Linked DNA regions of Homo sapiens: region 2 is linked to region 1. A link is a loop called in an ENCODE intact Hi-C map of the cell type or tissue named here. Cell type or tissue: HCT116. All regions are shown on one strand.

Evidence for each region. Peaks named below come from ENCODE experiments on the same cell type or tissue, not always from the same donor. Only the 100,000 strongest peaks of a DNase experiment are listed, where the experiment ranks them.
Region 2: it touches region 1 in a loop (15-fold over the local background); 8 of 110 quality-filtered maps call a loop at or near these places.

What each region holds. Positions count from the first base shown.
Region 1 is chr1:22,411,969-22,419,968 of GRCh38, reverse strand. LOC105376856 (a long non-coding RNA gene) reads left to right here and starts at 1,005. Exons shown (of 3, transcript XR_947058.2): 1 at 1,005-1,128; 2 at 1,518-1,751; 3 at 2,999-3,638. RefSeq lists an enhancer at 1,824-2,739. In HCT116, a CTCF peak has its summit at 3,200 (motif pointing right); DNase peaks (open chromatin) are centred at 3,228 and 7,238; H3K4me3 peaks cover 658 bases.
Region 2 is chr1:22,015,098-22,023,097 of GRCh38, reverse strand. No RefSeq gene overlaps it. Among named protein-coding and RNA genes, the nearest start is that of LINC00339, 6.1 kb to the left of the region's middle. RefSeq lists silencers at 59-178, 3,793-3,852 and an enhancer at 4,053-4,142. In HCT116, CTCF peaks have their summits at 40 and 3,628; a DNase peak (open chromatin) is centred at 87.

The DNA.
Region 1 (8,000 bases):
GCCAGCACTTCTGTGCTGTAGATACTTCCAGCATCTGGAAACCAGAATGGCTCAGGCAGCAGTAAAGGGCTCTGGATCTGCCTGCCCTTCCCCAAACTCCCTGGGCCTCAGTTTCCTCATCTCTTTATGGGGATGGTAGATAGCAGCCTCCCTTCTCGTGGGATTAAATAAAATAAGTGTGAAGCACCTGGTAACTTTAGAAATCTTTTTCTTTTTCTTTTTCTTTTCTTTTCTTTTTTTTTTTAGACAGGGTCTCGCTCTGTCCCTCAGGCTGGAGTGCAATGGCAAGATCTCAGCTCACTGCAACCTCTGCTTCCCTGGTTCAAGTGATTTTCCTGCCTCAGCCTCCTGAGTACCTGAGATTACAGGCAGCACCATCACTCCCAGCTAATTTTTGTATTTTTAGTAGAGAAAGCGTTTCATTGTGTTGGCCAGGCTGGAACTTTAGCAATCTCGACATAAATTCTAGTTCATATTTCCTTCAGATGCGGCTGCTATTCCAACTGCTTCCTTTTAGGAAGCAGCGTGGAGAAATGGAAATTGCATGGGGTTTGTAACCAGGCAGAAGTGACTTTGAATATCGGCTGTCACCAATGTCATCACTATGGAACTCTGGCAGGTGTCTTCACCTCTCTGAGCCAGTTCCTCCCCACCATGAAACAGGGATAAAAATAGAATCAATCTCCGTGGTTGGGTTTGGCTGACATTGCTTTGTAAAGTGCTATGCACGTTTCTGTCACTGCCTAGTTACCAGCTAAATGGCAGCTCTTATGTATTTCTTCCTCCTCTTTCAGCCACACCATCCATCTATTTATCCATCCATACATCCATGTATCCATCCATCCATTCATCCATGTGAAAACATCTGTTAAACTTCTACTGTGGGCCAGATCACAGGGCTAGTTGCTGGGGATGCAAAGATAATTAAGACATGAGTCTTGCTCTAGGAATTTGCAGCCTCATGGGGAGATAGCCATAAAAAGAATCACTTTCATTTGCTGAGCATCTATATGCAGCAGACATGGTGCTAGGACTCCACACGTCCTCTCAGTAAATCCCAGGAGACAGGACCCCAGAGGCATTGCTCTCATTCAGTGCTCTCGCCTCCCTCCTGGATTGCCTAGTCAGGTAAACCTGCCGCATACAGGTGGGAAGGGCCGTCATGGGGGTCTGAGAGAGGCCGGTGGGGCCTGAAGGAGAGAGTGCTTGGCTCCACGTGGGAAGAATTGGGCAGGTGGGAGCAGTTGCAGAGGGCTTGCAGAGGAGGTTGTCAGAGAGGGCGTTCTGGGTGGTTGGGGCAGGGGGCAGGGGGCAGAGGCTTAGAGGCACAGAGCAGCAGGGAGCCTCATCCTCAGGGAACACTGAGAGTTTGGGGAGGGAGAGTTGTTTTGTGTGGGAGGCAGGGTGGGAGTAGATGATGCTGGGGAGGTGGGAGTGAGGGGCCCAGATCATGAGGGACCTCGGCGTCCTGGCTCGGTTGAGCAGTTTGGACTTTGTGCTCTGAACATGTGTTTCAGAGTGAGACATGGAGAGGGGCTGATGTAACCACCCCAGCAGGAGTAAGGAGGCTGGAAGGAGGAAACCAGTGATGAAGGATTTGCCATAACCTTGTCCTGGATGGAGAGCCATGGCCAAAGTGGGTGGAGAGGAATGGCCATGCAAGGCAGCTGTGATGGATTCACCTCTGTGCAAGACAGCTATGACGGAGTTGATAGAAAGTGTGAGAACATGGGCCACCCCTCCTTGGATGTGTAAGTATTATAGACATCCTAGATATAAGTATTACAGACCCCTACCAGGACAGGGAATTCCAGAGGAAGAACAGGATTTGAGGGAAAAAGGCGGTAAATTAATTTTGATGTTCAATAAGCAAGTCAAAGTGCTGCATTCCAGGCAGTGGGCTGGACACCTTAATCCAAACCCAACAGTTCCGTACACTCCTATAACCACTCCCACTTTACAGATGAGGAAACTGAGGTCCGGAGACATTCAGTCTCTTCCCAAGATCACATAACTCATGAGTGGCAGAGCAAGGATTTGAACCCATGTCTGCCTGGCCCCAAGCCTGATGTGAAAAGGAAAATCACAGAGGGCTTTTCAAGGTTCCCATCCTGAAACTCGAGCCTGGTGATGTTCAGCTGTTAGAGCTGGGCGCTTAGAATCATCCCAGGAAGGTACTGACCGCGCCCTTCAACCCGGTCTGCTCTTGGCACCAGAAAAACCCTTTGGGGTTTCAGCCCTTCTCTGAGACTCAGCCTTAGCTAAGCTTACCCTGGGCCAGAGTGGCAGGCTGACCCACAGAGGGGCTGTGTGCGTGGCACCGACTCCCCAGTCCCTGGCCAGGCCACACCGTCTTGCAGAGCCTCGAATGTGACAGACAAGAGATACAGGTACTGGGGATTAATTTGTCGCTTTGGGGTTTGGTGAGAAGAAATGACGTGAGAGAAGGGGAGGAGAGAAAGGTGCGTGGGAGAGCTTGTGGCCCCTCAGAAGTGAACCAATGGATTAGAGGCACCAAACGAATAGTAATAAAAGCAGAAGCAGGGGCTGCCATGTTTGGGGGCTGCTTACCACCTACCAGGCCTTTTTTACTTTATGCATTATTTAGTCCTTACAGTAATCCTATGGCATTGAGGATTCAATTTCATTTCACAGAGGGGGAAACTGGGGCACAGAGAGGTTAAGTAACCTGCACCAGGTCACACAGCCATCAAGAGTTGGAGAGCCCATCACCATCATTCTTCTGCCTCAGCCCCTCCCACTCTACCTGGTGTGCCTGGCAGCCCTGAAGGCAGAGGAGAAAAATGGGGAGCGGGGAGGTGCAGGGCTGGTGAATCCAACCTCCATGAACTTCCTGCTGGGGCTGAAGGGGCAGGTAGGGGACCTGAGCTCTGAATCCATTCCACCCTGACTCCTCACATGACCTTGGATGATCTGTCTCCACCCTGGATTCAATCATCTTTGTGCAAAGAGAATATTCATTTAGGTGGCGTTTCAGTTTCTTTCCAGATTGGAATGGTGTGATTCTAAGAGTCCTGGGACAGAAGGAGTATTGGAGGTGTCAAGGGGCTGGACCGGTGAGGACAGGAGTCGAATGTGCCCCTGATCTCTGTCCCTCTCCTCGGGGCTGCAGCCCTTGTGACATCGAAGTGCCCCACCCCCTCCTTCGGCTTCCCTCGCTGCTGCGCAGAGGCCACTGGAGGGCGCTGTCTCCTCACACTTCTGGCTGAGCTCACCTCCGCTGTCTGAACCTCCTTTTGAGGCTGGAGAGAAATTGAGAGGCCTGGAGCCAGTGTCTGGGAGGCCTCTGGACACAGCTGGACCCACCGAGGCCACATGGGGTCAGTAGGATCTGAGCCTGTGGAAGGAGGTGCCAGAGCAATGACTAGGAGTCAAAGTCCTGGGCTTCAGGGCGAGGGCTTGTGGTGAGCTCTGGACAAATGGCTTTGTCTGTTCGATCCTCAGTTTTTGTATCTGCAGACTGTGGAGAGTGACCCACCTTATGGCACTGTTGTGAGAAGTGCTACAAATGAGAATGTACATGTGAGTGCTTCAAAGAACTCAGATGTTCTCCATGCCAGAGTGGGTTTTATTTATTTATTTATTTTTTGATGGAGTCTTGCTCTGTTGCCCAGGCTGGAGTGTGCAATGGTGCAATCTTAGCTCACTGCAACCTCTGCCTCCTGGGTTCAAGGAATTCTCCTGCCTCAGCCTTGCCGAGTAGCTGGGATTACAGGTGCACACCACCACACCCAGCTAATTTTTGTATTTTTAGTAGAGATGGGGTTTCACCATGTTGGCCAGGCTGGTCTCAAACTCCTAAACTCAAATGATCCACCTGCCTAGGCCTCAAAAAGTGCTGGAATTACAGGCATGAGCCATCTCACCTGGCTAATTTTTATATTGTTAGTAGAGAGAGGGTTTCACCATGTTGACCAGGCTGGTCTCAAACTCCTGACCCCAGATGATCTGCCCGCCTCTGCTTCCCAAAGTGCTGGGATTACAGGCATGAGCCACCGTGCCTGATCCGCCAGAGTAGGTCTTGATGGTTATCACCCTTGAAGAATCATCCAGTAACCCAAGGAGAAGATCATTTGGCTAGGGCCCCGTATGACCTTCAAACTGGCATAGGCACTGAACTGTTCCTTACGTTCTCACAACAGCCCCAAGAGGTATGAATTATTATCATCTCCATTTCATAGCTGGGAAAACCCAGGCTCAGAGAGGCGCCATAGCTCCCCCTGGGTCACCCAGCCACTGGGTGGCCTTACCGGAATTCAGACCCAGGTCTGTTTGGCTCCATAGACTTGCTTAAACTACTGGACTGTCCCGCACTGGCCCATGCCAAGTCAGGAAAGGGTTTGATGTGACCTACTAAAGTCCCTCGGGCTGAGGTTTCAGCTGAGTGTCCTTTATTTAGTCCTTTGGAGGTGTGGACCCGTATGTCTTTGGTATGGATCCACATTTCAGTGGGGTCAGTAACTCCCTGGATTGGTTTTGCCATTTTTTTTTCTCCCCTTGGACTTATACGCATGATTCTTCCCCCTCCCTGGGAAGCAGAGCTGGCCCTGTGACATAGGTGGCTTTACCTGCAGCTTGACCTCTTTACCTCTTTTTTTTTTTTTTTTTTTTTTGAGATGGAGTCTCACTCTGTTGCCCAGGCTGGAGTGCAGTGGTGCAATCTCGGCTCACTGCAACCTCTGCCTCCTAGGTTCAAGTGATTCTCCTGCCTCAGCCTTCCCAGTAGCTGGGACTACAGGCGCACACCACCACACCTGGCTAATTTTTGTGTTTTTAGTAGAGATGGCGTTTCACCATGTTGGCCAGGCTGGTCTCGAACTCCTGACCTCTCTCAGGCGATCTGGCCGCCTTGGCCTCCTAAATTGCTAGGATTACAGGCATGAGCCACGGCACCCGGCAACCTTCTCATATGAGTGGCAGATGGGTGGAAGAGGCTGGACTTATGTCCATTCACAGGCTCCCCACCCTGGTCAGGGTGCAGGGTATTTGCTGTGCTGGAGGACATACCTCCATGTTAAAATGCCCAGTTGAAGCCTTGTAGCTTTTTTCACTTCTTATTTTCTATCTTGATGAAAGATTGTGCTGTCGGCAGGGTTGTAGTTAAGTCGAAGTGTGGCTTTGTTTTCACAATTTCTGTTCACTTTCCTCCCACTCTTAGGCAGCTTGAGAAGGGTGGAGGGGTGGGGAAGGAGAGTGACAGTGGGTGCTGGAATCTCCCAGCCTGGGGGGTTCTTGAAGTTCCACAGTCATGGAATTGTGGCGCTGGAAGCGACCCTCCCAGGGCACAGAGGAGGCAACTGAGGCCCAGGGAGAGGACCCAGACCCTCCCAAGGTCGCCCAGCTAGTTAGCGACAGGCTGGGACCAGAATCTGCCTTTCTGCTGGTCCCACGCCAACACATTTGCTAAGTCACCCAAAGCCTGGAGTGTGGTTAGTTTAGAAAACTGAGACAAGGAGCCAGGGGATGGGACAGTGGAGCGGGGACAGGGAGGTGCTGACCTTGTGCTTTGAAAGCGCTAGTGGGGAGTTGCTTGTCTTCATCTGACGTCAGCCCCTGGACAAATAATGGCCACAGAAAGCAAATATTATGAGAGTCCTTGTGTAAACACGGAGCTGGTGTTTCAGTGTCAGAAATGGGCCGAGGACTCCAGGCTCTATCAGACCAGCTCCCCAGCGCTGCCTCTCAGCAAATGTACCTCTCCCTGCTGGGGAAGAAGGACCTTCAACAAAGATGGGGGGCAGAGTCCCCCTAAGAGGCCACAGTGGGGCAGAAAGGGAGAAGCTAGGAGGGTTCTGGGAGAACTGAGAAGATGCAGCATACCCAGGGACTAAATTAGTTTAGGGATGCAGGAAGAAAAACCTGTCAATTACCAGGCACCCATCCTGTGTCAGGCCTGACTGAGCCCTTTATAGACATTGTCTCATTTAATCTTCCCAGGAGCTCTAAGGGATAGGCATTGTTGTCCACATTTTGTAGATAAGTACATTGAGGCTCAGAGAGGTTAAGCAACTTGTCTGCAGTCACACAGGTGGGAAGTGATAGAACGGGGATTTGATCTCAAGTCTGTCTGAGTCCACTACCCTGGTGTGTTTTGCAGTCTGGACCAAGGGCCTTTCTTCATCAGAGTCACCAGGAAACCTTGTCAAAGAGGAGATACCCAGGCCTTGCACCAGCCTTTGGGGAGGGCCTGAGAGTGAGCATCTCCCAGGGAAGAGGAAGGAGGAAGGCTGCTAACACCTGGGAATAATCGCTCAATAGCAGGAGCAGCTAAATTTTTCCTTAAAGGGCTAGATACTAAATATTTTAGACTCTGCAGACCTTTAGTCTCTGTTGCAACTATTTGGCTCTGTTACCGTTGTGTGAAAGCAGCCACAGACAATACGTATGTGGATGAGGGTGGATGCATTCCAACAAAACTTTATTTACAAAGTGGCATGCTGGATTTGTCCCTGGTAGTTTGCTGCCCCTTGTCTATAGCATGCAAAGTGCCCCCATAGCCTGTCTCTCTGGTTGTCTTCCCAGCAGCCCTGTGAGGAGGGTATGATTTTCTCCGTTCTACAGATGAGGAGATGGAGGCCCGGGGAGGTTAGACATCCAGGGTCCCACAGAAAGTGGATGTCAGAGCTGGGAGTAGAATTAGACCTCCTGATCCCAGTTCAGTGTGCTGGAAAGTATGAGCCTGGTAAGAAGGTCTGGGCCAGGGAGATTGCTATTAAGTAATGAAAGCAGCCACCACTCACTGGGTACTTGCCATGTGCTGGGCACTGAGTCATGACCTCACATAAGCTGCTACCCAGATGTTGAATGTCATTGTCTCTGTCACATGGGGTGGTCACAGCCTCCCTGGGAGGTAGGAAGGCATCTGCAGCATGTCAAAACCAGCTTATCTCGGGTGCCCCAATACACCTGACATGTTACAGCTGCACCACGGGAAGGTGGAAGCTGCTGACAAGATGTATTTGCCTTTCCATTCGTGAGAATGTATGCATTCTCTCTCTCTCTGTCTCTTTTTTTCTCTCTTTTTCTCTCTCATTCAAAGACACACACACACACACACACACACACACACACACACACACCCCAGTCTCAAACAAACATCAAATAGACATGTGGTCACTTCAGTGACCTTCTTGTCCTAGGTAGGAGAATACAAAACACAAGGCCTGGAAATGACTCGTCTGGTTTACATGACATGTCCCTGCTGAGATCAGGAACCGGGAAACTGCCTGGTATGGGGAAAAGAATGCTGGACTTCCAGTTGGCCTGGATTCCGTACCACAGCCTGACCCTGATCTGCCGGGTGACTTTAGGTGTCACTCTCCTCATTTCTAAAATGGATGTCGCTTTCCTAATTCACAAATTGGGTGGGAAGTAGGTTTGTTCATTTGTTCAAGGCATTCATTTATTCATCCATTCACTTCCAACTATGTCGTAAGCACCTTCAGTGTGCTAAACACAGCTAGATCATTTGATTTGAAACTCTAAAGATTTAAGATGTGATCCTTCCTACGCCTGTTTAAGAGTTAGTACTTAAATGATAGGTCTTTTGACTCAAGGATGCCTTGTGCTAGGATTTCCCTCTAGGTAAAAAATTTATCTTTCTCCCATGCATAAAGTGGGCCTTGGCAGGCCAGGTGCGATGGCTAATGCCTGTAATCCCAGCTCTTTGGCAGGCTGAGGTGGGAGGATCACTTGAGTCCAGGAGTTTGAGTCCAGCCTGGTCAACATGGTGAGACCCTATCTCTACAAACAAACAAACAAACAAAAAAATTAGCCAGGCATGGTGGTGAATGTCTGTGGTCTCAGCTACATGGTAGGCTGAGGCAGGAGGCTTGCTTGAACCCAGGACGCAGAGGCTGCAGTGAGCCGTGTTTGCACCACTGCACTCCAGCCTAGGTGACAGAGCAAGACACTGTCTCAGAACAAACAAACAAAGTGGGCCTTGGCAAGAATATATTGCCAGCTCTGTGTGCCAATTT
Region 2 (8,000 bases), 400 kb after region 1:
TTTATAACCTGTTACTTTGTTTTTGTGATTACCTAGTTATTTTCTATCTCATCCACTAGAGGCAGTGTCCACAAAGCTAAGGACTTTGTCTGCCCTGTCACCACCATGACCCCAGTACTTAAAACTGAGCATAGGCCGGGCACGGTGGCTCACACCTGTAATCCCAGCACTTTGGCAGGCCGAGATGGGCGGATCACAAGGTCAGGAGATCGAGACCATCCTGGCTAACACGGTGAAACTTCATCTCTACCAAAAATACAAAAAAATTAGACGGGCGTGGTGGCGAGTGCCTGTAGTCCCAGCTACTCGGGAGGCTGAGACAGGAGAATGGCGTGAACCCGGGAGGCGGAGTTTGCAGTGAGCTGAGGTCACGCCACTGCACTCCAGCCTGGGCGACAGAGCAAGACTCTGTCTCAAAAAAAAAAAAAAAAACAAAAAAACAAAAACTGAGCATAGGAGCCAGGCGCAGTGGCTCACGCCTATAATCCCAGCACTTTGGGAGGCCGAGGCAGGCGGATCACCTGAGGTCAGGAGTTCGAGACCAGCCTGGCTAACATGGTGAAACCCCGTCTCTACTACAAATACAAAAATTAGCTAGGCATGGTGGCAGGCGCCTGTAATCCCAGCTACTCAGGAGGCTGAGGCAGGAGAATTGCTTGAACCTGGGAGGCGGAGGTTGCAGTGAGCTGAGATCACGCCATTGCACTCCAGCCTGGGCGACAAGAGTGAAACTCCATCTCAAAAAAAACGAACAACAACAACAAACTGAGCATAGGCTGGACAAACACTGAATGAATGGATCAATGAGTGAGTAAAGGAACAGAGCAGCTGGGCGTGGTGGCTCACACCTGTAATCCCAACACTTTTGGAGGCTGAAGCAGGAGGATCCCTTGAGCCCAGGAGTTTGAGACCAACCAAGGCAACATAGTGAGACCCATCTCTACAGAAATTTTTTAAAAATCAGCCTGGTGTGGTGGTGCACATCTGTGGTCCCAGCTACTTGGGAGGCTGAAGTGGGAGGATCACTTTAGCCCAGTAGATTGAGGCTGCAGTGAACTGTGATTGAGCCACTGCACTCCAGCCTGGGCGGATAGAACAAAACTCAGTCTCAAAAAAAAAAAAAAAAAAGGTCTGGGCATGGTGGCTTACGCCTGTAATCCCAGTACTTTGGAAGGCTGAGGCGGGTGGATCACCTGAGGTCAGGAGTTCAAGACCAGCCTAAGCAACATGGTGAAAACCCATCTCTACTAAGAATAGAAAATTAGCTGGGTGTGGTGGTGCATGCCTGTGACCCCAGCCACTTGGGAGGCTGAAGCAGAAGAATTGCTTGAACCGGGGAGGCAGAGATTGCAGTGAGCCAAGATTGTACCACTGCACTCCAGCCTGGGCAACAGAGTGAGACTCCATCTCAAAAGCAAAAAAAGAAAAGAGAAAGCCTGAATTTTATGACAAATCCAATCTGAAAAAGACCACTAGGGATGTAGCTGTAGTTTAACAAAATTAGGCTTATTAACTTGATGTAGCAAGAGAGACAACACACCAGAGAAACTGTGGAGGGTCTCACCAAACAAAAGAAGAAATGGGATTATCATAGGATTTGGAGGAGGTTGGAGTTTAGGTGAAATTGAAATGAAGCCGTGTTGATAGGTGCAAAGCAAAGCTGGCAATGTGTAAAGGGGTTAACATCTGGCGTGGGCTGAGAATCAGACTCAGAGTCTTGTTTCCTTGGACACCACAAAGGTAAGACAAATATAGACTATTGTGTCCAAAAACCCTTTATCTGAAGCTCTGCATCTGGGTAGATACAGGCTATGTCTCTGTATCAAACCTGGCTCTTCTGACCCACTAGAGAAGCGTGGGATGTTCTGCTCTCACTGATGTGATTTCAAACAGCAAAGTTTCTGACAGTCTCTGATTTTAGAGAATGAGATTCCTTTTTTTTTTTTTTTTTTTTTTTTTTTTAGGTGGAGTTTCACTCTTGTCGCCCAGGCTGGAGTGCAATGGTGCGATCTCGGCTTACTGCAACCTCCGTCTTCTGGGTTCAAGCAATTATCCTGCCTCAGCCTCCTGAGTAGCTGGGATTACAGGTGCCCGCCACCACACCCAGCAAATTTTTGTATTTTAGTAGAGATGAGGTTTCACCATGTTGGCCAGGCAGAGAACAAGATTTCTCAGCACTGTCTTTTTTTTTTTTTTTCTTTGAGACAGTCTCGCTCTTTGGCCCAGGCTGGAGTGCAGTGGCGTGATTTTGACTCACTGCAACCTCTACCTTCCTAGTTCAAGCAATTCTCCTGCCTCAGCCTCCAGAGTAGCAGGGATTACAGGCATCCACCACCACGCCCAGCTAATTCAGCCTCCCAAAGTGCTGGGATAGCACTACGTCTTTGATGTTAATTGACAAAAGAAAGTTTGACAGATTCACCTTTTTTTTTTTTTTTTTTTTTTTTGAGACGGAGTTTTGCTCTTGTTGCCCAGGCTGGAGTGCAATGGTGTGATCTCGGCTCACTGCAACCTCCACCTCCCAGGTTCAAGTGATTCTCCTGCGTCAGCCTCCCTAGTAGCTGGGATTACAGGCATTTGCCACCACGCCCAGCTAATTTTGTATTTTTAGTAGAGATGGGGTTTCTCTATGTTGGTCAGGCTGGTCTCAAACTCCCGACCTCAGGTGACCTGCCCACCTCGGCCTCCCAAAGTGCTGGGATTACAGGCATGAGCCACTGCGCCCGGCCTCACCTTTTTTTTTTTTTTTTTTTTTGACAGAGAGTCTTGCTCTGTGTCCCAGGCTGGAGTGCAGTGGCATGATCTTGGCTCACTGCAACCTCCACCTCTCAGGTTCAAGCAATTCTCCTGCCTCAACCTCCTGAGTAACTGAGACTACAGGTAAGTGCCACTACACCCAGCTAATTTTTAAATTTTTAGTAGAGACAGGGTTTCACCCTGTTGGCCAGGCTGGTCTTGAACTCCTGACCTCAAGTGATCCACTTGCCTCGGCCTCCCAAAGTGCTAGGATTACAGATGCAAGCCATTGCGCCCAGCCCAGATTCACATTTGATCTCAATCATCTGACCTATGTCCAGAATATATAAAGAATTCTACAAACCAGCCAGGCGGGGTGGCTCATGCCTGTAATCCCAGCACTTTGGGAGGCTGAGGAGGGCAGATCACAAGGTCAGGTATTCAAGACCAGCCTGGCCAACATGGTGAAACCCCGTCTCTACTAAAAATACAAAAATTAGCCAGGCGTGGTGGTGGGCCTGTAATCCCAGCTACTCAGGAAGCTGAGGCAGGAGAATCGCTTGAACCTGGGAGGTGGAGGTTGCAGTGAGCCAAGATTGCACCACTGCACTCCAGCCTGGGTGACAGAGTGAGACTCCGTCTCAAAAAAAAAAGGAATTGAAGTATTGACATTGTGCCTTCTTGAAAAATGCATTGCTGGCTTTTCATGATTTAGAAATCAAAAGCAAAAAATTATTGGCCTTGACATTCTAATCATTATTCAAAGAATTAAGTTATTGACTATATGGGTTTTAAAAGACTTGAATTGATAAGACTTGGAGATTTGAACAAAGGAAAATTGAATGCTGGCAGTTTTAGGCAAGATTCCCTGACTCTCTGCTGCCCATGTGTGGAGAGAACTGGGTCATCACAGCTCCCAGCCTCCCTCTGAGGATGGGTAGAGGTCCCTTGGGGGCCCGCTGGCCAGCCACATTATGAAATTACATATATCCCACTGCCCTTTACTCTGAAACTATTTTGGAGAATTATCCAAGGGTTCTTCCTGACTCATTGGGAGGAAGTGGACACTCAGCCTTTGCAACCCTACTGTGCCTTGGCAACGCCTGACAGTTACATGTCAGCAGGCACTGTCTGTCTGACTCAATAACAATGATAAATGTGTGTGGTTTCAGAACTTCCTCCCCACCTCCCACCACCCTCATGATGCGGAAGTCTCTGTTCAGCTTGACTCCATTTCTTCCCTGCTCTCACTCTGCCCTTGCCATACCAGTTCTCAGGCTTTGCAAGACCTGGAGCTTGCAGGCAGATCACCTGAGGTCAGGAGTTCAAGACTAGCCTGGAGAACATGGTGAAATCCCGTCTCTACTAAAAATACAAAAAAATTAGCCAGGCATAGTGGCGTGTGCTTGTAATCTCAGCTAGTTGGGAGGCTGAGGCAGGAGAATCACTTGAACCCAGGAGGTGGAGGTTGCAGTGAGCCGTGATTGCGCCACTGCACTCCAGCCTAGGAGACAGAGTGAGACTCCGTCTCAAAAAAAAAAGAGCTGGAGTGAGAGTAAGGATGGGAAGAGAGTTGTAGGGGACGGCTGAGATGCCAGAAGTGGTTTAGGAGAAAAATGGGGCCAGTTTGTAACGTGTAGGGGCAGTGGATGGGAAAAGAAAAAAAAAAGAGAATTTGAAGGAGTATTGTTGATACAATCACTTTGGAGAGCAATTTGGCAATTGGTAAAGTTGAAAATGAGCATGTCCTCCCAGTCAGCATGTCCATTTCTTGGAATATACCCTAGAGAAACTCTCCTACATGTGCACCAGGAGACATGTCCAAGGACATCCACTGAAGCACTGTTCACAATCACAAAAAATTAGCTCTGCTTTAAATATCCATGAGGAAGGAATAAAGAATAATAAAAATTTAGGCAATGGGATATGCTACAAACAGCAGCAACGAACTAGAGATAGACCTCAAAAACACAACATTAAGGCCAGGCGGGGTGGCTCATGCCTATAATCCCAGCACTTTTGGAGGCTGAAGCAGGCAGATCACTTGAGGTCAGGCATTCGAGACCACCCTGGCCAACATGGTGAAACCCCATCTCTACTAAATATATATATATATATATGTGTGTGTGCATATATATATATATATATATATATATATATATATATATATATATTAGCCGGGCATGGTGGTGGGCACCTGTAGTACCAGCTACTCAGGAGGCTGAGCCAGGAGAATCACTGGAACCCGGGAGATGGAAGTTGCAGTGAGCCGAGGTGGCACCACTGCATTCTGGCCTGGGTGACAGAATGAGACTCCATCTCAAAAAAAAAAAAAAAAAAAAAAAAAAAAAAACCCACAACATTGAGTGAAAGAAGCAATTTGCAGGACAGTCCATACAGCATGAAGCTGTGCATGTATTTTTAAAAACCAAAACAATGCAATATATTGGTTTTGGATATTTATATATATGATAAAAACATAACAGCACAGAATAGAAGGACAAACACCAAACTCATATTATCAGTTAGGATAGGTTAGGTCCATGCCTCTGTGATAAATAACACCCAGTCTTAGTGGCTTATAACAGAGTTTATTTCATGGTTGGGCTACATGTCCATCAGGGGTTAGCAGAGCCTCCAGTTCACATCTCACTCTGGGACCAGGCTGACCAGCAACAACCAGATGTCACAGCAGAGAGAACGAGAGCCTGACAAATTGCTTTGTCTCTCAATATTTCACCTTGGCAAGCCTAATGGCCAGACCCAACTTTTTTTTTTTTTTCCCCAGATAGACAGGGTCTCACGGTCACCCAGGTTGGAGTACAGTATGTGAGCACCACTCACTGAAGCCTCAACCTCCCAGGCTGAAACAATTCTCCCACTATAGCCTCCCGAGTAGCTGGGACTACAGTCAGATGCCACCATGCCTAGCTAATTATTTTATTTTATTTTTAGTGGAGACGAAGTCTCATTATGTTGTCCAAGCTGGTATCAAACTCCTGGGCTCAAGCAATCCTCCTGCGTTGGCCTCCAAAGTGTTGGCATTACAGGCATGAGCCATCCCATCCAGCCAAGGTGATAGATGTATTATTATTATTATTTTCTTTAAGACAGAGTCTCCCTCTGTCACTCAGGCTGGAGTGCAGTGGCATTATCACGGCTCACTCAATCCTCAATGTCCTTGGCTCAAGCGATCCTCCTACCCTCAGCCTCACAAGTAGCTGGGACTACAGGCATGTGCCACCATGCCTGGCAAATTTTTTACTTTTTGTAGAGACGGCATCTCTCTATGTTGCCCAGGCTGGCCTTGAACTCCCAGGCTGGTCTTGAACGCCCAGGCTTAAGTGATCCTCCCACCTCGGCCTCCCAAAGTGCTGGGATTATAGGTGTGAGCCACTGTGCCTGGCCCAAACCTAACTTTAAGGGGGCAAGAAAGAGGTATCCTATTATGTGCCCAAAAGCAAAAGCAGTAATTGATGGATAAAAACCCTCTGTCCATCATGGTGATGACTTTTGGGAAGAATACAAAGGTGCTTCCACCTTAACTGTGAAAACTGGAAATAAAATCCTAAGCCCTCTCAACCACTGAATGGGCCTCCTCTTGGCCAAGAGGACCCCAGAGAAATCTTAAAATTTGAGTTCCCAGCCATGACAGGATGGGAGTCAGGCACACCTCATTAGACTTCCTTTTGGTGGTGTAGACACAACTGACCAGCATTAATGTTAAAAATTAGGCCGGGCGCTGTGGCTTATGCCTGTAATTCCAGCACTTTGGGAGGCCAAGGTGGGCGGATCACCTGAGGTCAGCAGTTTGAGACCAACCTGGACAACATGGCAAAACCCAATCTCTGCTAAAAATACAAAAAATTAGCCGGGCATGGTGGCCCATGCCTGTAATCCCAGCTACACAGGAAGCTGAGGCAGGGGAATCACTTGAACCCAGGAGGCAGAGGTTGCAGTGAGCCGAGATCGCGGCATTGCACTCCAGCCTGGGTGACAGAGTGAGACTCCGTCCCCAACCCCCGCAAAAAAAAATTAATGTTAAAATAGAGATCTTACAACTGACAGAACAGATTCTCAGTGGCAGTAAGATACCAAATTATAACAAGAGCTAAGGTCATGCCAGATAAGGGTTAAGACCCCTACACTTAAAAAAATAAGCTATGTTCTAACTGCCACAAGATTTTTCTTTCTTTGTTTCTTTTTTTGGAGACAAGGTCTCAATCTGTCACCCAGGCTGGAGTGGTACAGTGGTGCAATCACAGCTCACTGCAGCCTCAACCTCTCGGGCTCAAGTGATCTTCCCACCTCTGCCTCCCAAGTAGCTGGGACTACAGGCATGTGCCACCCCACCCAGCTAAGATGGGGTTTTGCCATGTTGCCCAGGCTGGTCTCAAACCCCTGGGTTCAAGCAGTCCTCCAGTCCTCCTACCCTAGCCTCCCAAAGTGCTGGGATTATAGTCATGAGCCACCGTTCCCAGCTGCCTGAGATTTTTCCTTTTCTCTAGCAGCTCAACAAGCACTGGCCTTGAGATCAATAATATTAAAACAACTGCAGCTCATCCACCACCAGACCCTAACAGACCCCCTGCTCCTGCTCCAAAGCCATAACTCCAGCTTTGATTGGTAAGGACACAGATTTCAGTAACTTTCTCCTGATAAGAAGACCACAGAGCATGGACTGGTTCTGTCTGGTTTACAGAAGCTGCACTTGAGTACCTTCATGTTCCTGCTTCACCTTTTGATGCACAGGGTCTTGTTTTCATGCTTAAAGAGGTGGGGTCTCACTATGTTGTCCAGGCTGTAGTGCAGTGGCTATTCACAGGTGCGATCATAGTGCACTGCAGCCTTGAACTCCTAGCTTCAAGCTACCCTCCTGTCTCCACCTCCTGAGTAGCGGGGACTATAGGCACATGCCACCATGCCCAGCAGTAATGCATTTAAATGTCAAGTCTCCACCCCACAGTGAACATGGGACACATGTAACATACGTTTGTTCAGTACACATGTGTCAGGACCCCCTTTGTTAATATTTACAGCTCCTTTTTTTTTTGAAACGGAGTTTTGCTCTTGTCACCCAGGCTGGAGTGCAATGGCACGATCTCAGCTCATTGCAACATCTACCTCCCAGGTTCAAGCAATTCTCCTGCCTCAGCCTCCCGAGTAGCTGGGATTACAGGCACCCGCCACCACATCTGCCTAATTTTTGTATTTTTTAGTAGAGACAGGGTTTCACTATGTTGGCCAGGCTGGTCACGATCTCC